Regions from separate parts of the Homo sapiens genome. Here region 1 is linked to region 2. Evidence: chromatin loops called from intact Hi-C (ENCODE). Cell type or tissue: dorsolateral prefrontal cortex. All regions are shown on one strand. Links, peaks and the distances in the headings refer to the core of each region. The heading gives the core; the rest is flanking DNA. Region 1 has its middle 120 kb from the start of TMEM132E. Region 2 has its middle 180 kb from the start of TMEM132E.

What was found. A loop is a pair of places that touch in the nucleus more often than their neighbours do. Peaks named below come from ENCODE experiments on the same cell type or tissue, not always from the same donor. Only the 100,000 strongest peaks of a DNase experiment are listed, where the experiment ranks them.
Region 1: it touches region 2 in a loop (4-fold over the local background); 4 of 110 quality-filtered maps call a loop at or near these places.

The regions. Positions count from the first base shown.
Region 1 is chr17:34,693,368-34,696,187 of GRCh38, reverse strand. No RefSeq gene overlaps it. Among named protein-coding and RNA genes, the nearest start is that of TMEM132E, 120 kb to the right of the region's middle. In dorsolateral prefrontal cortex, for the core only: no CTCF peak of the experiment used is centred there; no DNase peak of the experiment used is centred there.
Region 2 is chr17:34,754,177-34,756,996 of GRCh38, reverse strand. No RefSeq gene overlaps it. Among named protein-coding and RNA genes, the nearest start is that of TMEM132E, 180 kb to the right of the region's middle. In dorsolateral prefrontal cortex, for the core only: no CTCF peak of the experiment used is centred there; a DNase peak (open chromatin) is centred at 1,416.

The sequences.
Region 1 (2,820 bases), core at 196-2,695, 61 kb after region 2:
TCAAATGTTTTATACATATTTGGTTTTTATGTCTGAATATTCATCAAATGTTTGTTTAGTGCCTATTATATACCAGTTACTGTTATAGAGATTGATAATCAGCAGTAAACTAAATAGAAAAATGCGTGCTGTTATGAAGCTTGTCTTCTAATAAATAACTCCAATACCTGAAGCCCTTGAGAGCCTGAATTTGTTGTTGGTTGCCTGTGCTGATTCTCACTCATAGTGGTTTATTTCCCTATACAGTTGTAATCTTTGTGAATTCATGTTTGGGTACACATGATGTGTGGGAATGTGAGGAACCTAAATTATAGATGCTTTTTTCCAAAGAAGACTTATTTGCTTCTTCAGGAGCCAGGGGAATGTTGTTGTTCTGGAACCAATTTAACCATTTTGAGAACCCAGGTTAAAGTGGGAGCCCTGGCTCAGTTTCTCTACCTTACCACCGCTCTTGGGTTTAATATTGCTATCAGTGGAAGCACTGATATCAGCAACTGTCCATAGGGAATACTTATCACTACATTTTTTTGTGTGGCAACATATAGTAACTGTGGCAAAAATTTAAAATTTGTGATTTTAACCATTTTATGTGTATGATTTAGTGGCATCAATTACATTCACAGTGTTGTGCAAGTATCACTATCTATAACCAATGTCCCAACAGAAACTCTCTACCATTAGGCAATGACTTCTCATTTTCTCCTTCACTCAGCCCTTGGCAACCTCTGATCTACTTTTTGTCTCTACAAATTTACCTATTATAGATATTTCAAATAAATGGAACCATTTAGTATTTATTCTTTGTGTCTGGCTTATTTCACTTAAAGTAATTTTTCCAAGGTTGCTCCTTGTTGTAATATATACCAGAACTTCATTTCCTTTTATAGATGAGTCATATTAACATTGCCTGTTTATACCACATTTTGCTTATCTATTTATCTGTTGATAGACTCAGGTTGTTTCCATCTTTTGGATATATACCTAGTAGTGAAGTTGTTGGATTGTATGGTTATTCTATGTTTAGCTTTTCTGAGGAATCAGTATAGTGTTTGCTGCAAAGTTTGCACCACTTTACATTCCTTCCAGCAATGCATGAGGGTTCTGATTTCTCCACATTTTCAATCACACTTGCTATTTTCCACTACTATTTTTTGTTATTGCTATTGTGGTATGTGTACAGTGGTATATTACTGTGGTTTCAATTTGCATTTGCCTGATGACTAGTGATATTGAGCATATTTTCATGTCCTTATTGGTTATTTTTATATGCTCTCTAAAGTCTCTTCAAATATTTTGTCCATTTTTTAATTGGATCATTTGTCTTTTTATTATTGAGTGTAGGAATTCTTTATGTATTCTGGATAGCAAGCCTTTATCAAATGATATGCAAATATTTTCTTACATTTAGTAGATTGTCTTCACTTTCTTGATAATGTCTTTTAATGCACAATTATTTTTAACTTTGATGAAGTCCAATGTATCTACTTTTTTCTTCTCTTGCTTATAGTTTTGGTACTATACCCATGAATCCATTGCCAAGTCCAAGATTTTTCCCTATGTTTTCTTCCAAGAATTTTATATTTTTATTACATTTAAGTTCTTGATCTACTTAGAGTTAATTTTTGTATATTCTATGAGATAGGGGTCCAGCTTTTCTTTTGCATGTGGAAATCCAGTTGTTCTAGCACCACTTGTTAAAGAGACTCTTTTTTCTGTATTGAAAAGACTTGGCACCCTTGTAAAAAAATCAATTGGCCATAGAAATATGAGTTTATTTTCTGGACTTTCAGTTCTATTCCATGGGCCTATATGACAGTCCTTATACCAGTACTACATTCTTTTGATTACCATAGCTTTGCAGTAAGTGTTGAGATTGGAAAGTGCTAGCCTTCCTACTTTGTTTTCCATCAATATTATTTTGTCTATTCAAGGTCCCTTGCAGTTCCATGTGAATTTGAGGATTGGCTTTTTCATTTCTCCAAAAGATAGTAATAAAGAAAAGATGTCTGTTGGATGTTTTTGATAGCGATTGTATTGAATCTGAAGATCATTTCAAGTAGTGTAGGCCATTTGACAATATTGTCTTCCTAACCATGAGCATGGGTTGCTTTTCCATTTATTTATTTATGTCTTCTTTAATTTCTTTTAACAATGTTTTCTGGAGTTCACTGTGGAGGTCTTTCACCTCCTTGGTTAAATTTATGCCTAGAAGTGTTATTGTTTTAGATGCTATTGTGAATGGTATTGCCTTCTTAATTTCCCTGTCTTCATTGCAGATGTATAGAAACACCACTGATTTTTGCATATTGATCTTATACCTTCAACATTTTTAATTCTTTTATTAGCTCTTATAATGCTCTTGTGGATTCTTTGGGGTTTTTATATATAGGATTATATCTTCTATGAATAGAGATTGCTTTACTTCATGCTTTCCAATTGGATGACTTTATTTTTCTTGTCTCATTGCTCTAGTAGTACAATGATGAATAGCAGTGGTGAAAGTAGGTGTTCGTGTCTCGCTCCAACACCTGCATGTTGAATTGCCTTCTTGCCCACTATTCCTCATCCTAGTTTTAATACATTTTGAGAGATGGGTGGGATTACTATATATTTCTCTTACTTAGGTTGAGCCAAGAGATGTACTTAAGTTTCTTTTAGCAGAAGTTGGATGTTTTTAGGTAAAAAGAGCCTTTAAGTTGTCTAGTCTACAAGTCTACAATCATTGGAAGGAATATAAAATGACCCTTTGAAAAAATCTGACAGAAAAGATGAGTGATTAATCCTCATGGCCTGGCTTGATGGCCCCCTCTCCACCTTACC
Region 2 (2,820 bases), core at 190-2,689:
GCCCTTGGCCTGGACCCCATGGGACATGAATGCCGGAGCAGCCTGCATTCCTCTCTGCTGTCCCTGGTGATGCAGGGCTGGCCCTGAGCATTTGTGACTTTAAAGTTTCCTGAGATTTAAGGCCAGGCCGGCTGGTGGCCTCCACCTCCCCAGGCTGTGGGTGGGAGGAGGGGGTATGATTCATCTCTCCTCTCCTGGTGCTTAATAAGAACACAGCTATAAATGTAACTGGGCCGTTTATGAGCCCTGCCGGCTGGCTGCCTCTGCATGTCAGCCTGGCAGTTGGCTCCTGGCCCCTCAGGGTTGGCCTGGCCCTGCCTGCTGTGCCTCTCCCTGGGGCAGGCAAAGGGGATTATCTCCTCAGGTCTCCACTCCCACCCTGAAAGCCAGGAGGCCTCATGGAGTAGGAGTAGGACAGAGTGGGCAGCTGTGGTTGGGTCCATCCTCTATTATTAATTAATAGTAATTAATGCAGTCAGTGTTTGCTAAGCGCCTCCTATGGCCTGTCAGGCTCAGCACTGGGGGGTGGGACACACTGATGGGTAATTTCCAGCCTAGGCCGTAGGAGCTTGCAGGGTCTGGTGGAGACTCACGGGAGAGCAGATAATTGCTATTCCATGTGCTATGCAGTCTGATGGCTGTCGGTGTGGGGCTCTGAGAGCAAAGTGCAGGGCCCTCCACTGCTATGGGCCAGGTGGCCCGGAAAGAGTTCCCAAAGAAAAAGGCTGCAAGGATAGGGATGTGGGTGTGGGGGTGTCTGGCTTAGATGGGCAGGGGTATCCAGGCAGAACGAGCTGGCTTAGAGGAGAGAGCGGGTCGGGGGTCAGTGAGCCTGGAGGCGTGGCTGGTGCTTGGGAAGGGGTGACCGAGAGGACATGGGGGCAGGGCCATACCAGACATTAGCACAATAAGGAACCTCGAAGGGGTTTTAGAGAAGGGCCAGGGGTGAGGAGTGGAGATGCTGAAATGAGTGTCTTAGAAAGATCACCTGTCGGGCATATGGTCACCTTTGCATCCCTATCATCAGATAATAAGGCTGGGTGCGGTGGCTTATGCCTGTTATCCCAGCACTTTGGGAGGCTGAGGCAGGTAGATCATAAGGTCAGGCATTCAAGACCAGCCTGGCCAACATGACAAAACCGTGTCTCCACTAAAGATACAAAAATTAGCCAGGCATGGTGGCGGGTGCCTGTAATCCCAGCTACTTGGGAGGCTGAGGCAGGAGAATCACTTGAACCTGGGAGGCGGAGGTTGCAGTGAGCGGAAATTGTGCCACTGCACTCCAGCTTGGGCAACAGAGCAAGACTCTGTTAAAAAAAAAAAAAAAAAAAGATAATGTCACCCAGAATCTTCCAAGGCAAATACTTATGCTTAAAATAAACCCTACATCCTCATGTAGCCCAAAAGGCGTGGGCAGCGGCCCTGCTGACGCTCTGACTTAGTTTTCCACTCACTCATTCTTCTCAGCCATGTGTCCTGTGGTTGCTCTGCCTAGCTGGGCTGGGACCCACCTCTGAGCCTTGTCCTGCTGGTCCTGCATCCCTTCATTCGGGTCTCTGGGTACGTGTCATCTTCTCAAGAGGGCCTCCCTCACCATCCCTGTCAAACCCCCAACTCTGCTTTATTTTTCTCTGAGCACTTCTCTGCATGAGATTTTGCTACAGACCGTGCATTTATTAAATTGTAGTGTGATTCTCTACCTCAAATGTAAGCTCCACAGATGCAGAAATGCTGTCTGTTCTTTGGTCCCAGAACCCAGAACAATGCCTGGTCCCTGATCTGCCTTCAAATATTTGTGGCTTGAGTGAATGGATGGTGGGTAGAGTGAAGGTGGTCAGGCCAGGGTCAGGGCCAGGGCCAGGAAGCCTCCTTGGTGACTCCTGAGGTTGTCAGAATCTTTTTGAGGGGATGCCAGGGGCCAGAAAGCTGCTCCTCCCTGATGGGCTATGACGGTGCTGATTTCTGCAATAATATCTCACACACATGCACACACACACACACACTTTACAAACTACTTTCTTGTTTTTACCTCTTTGATCATTACAACAAACCTCAATTTGATGGATGTCAAATAAGGATAATACTCTTCCTAGGGCTGTCTTGAGGATTAAATGAGTAATATGGGGAAAGTGCTTAGATTAGTGCCAGGAAGATGGTAAGCACTCAAATAGCAGCTTTTTGTTATTTTTAAGGCTCAGAAAAGTGGTGACTTATCCAAGGTCACACAGCTAAGAGGTGTGTGAATGGGAGGGGCTTAAACTTCGGTGACCTTCCCATTTCAACTTGTTGCTGCTTCCCGCAGAGGCCCCCCTCCCCGTCTCTCTCTTCTACTCCTGCTAGCAATCAGATGTAGCTAAAGGCTTGACCAATCCACAGAGAACCATCCCAACAAAGGGTGGTAGGCATGCTGAGTTCTAAGCCCCATGTAATCACAAAGGGCTCCTCCAGTCCACAGAGACTGTTCTAGCTGTGAGTTCTTGAAGTCGACCTAAAGGTGGGCTCCTGTAATGTCCAGCAACTGGATGACTCCACCAAGAGGAAAGGGGTAGGACTGGAGAGAAAACAAATTGGACCACCCATTTGCTGCTGTGAAGACCATGACTGACTGATGCTGGGAACATGCCCACTCAGCAAGCACATTTGCATGCCAACGTGCTCCTTTGTCCCTCCCCACTGGGCCCTCTCCACCTCTGCCAGCTCCTCTACTCACCATGTCCCCTTTCCCCCTTCACTGTCACCATGCCCTTTTGCTTTTGACCTTTCTCTAATGATCTCAGGGTTTCCTCATCTGGGGGAATAACCCCCCATTACATTGCTGGT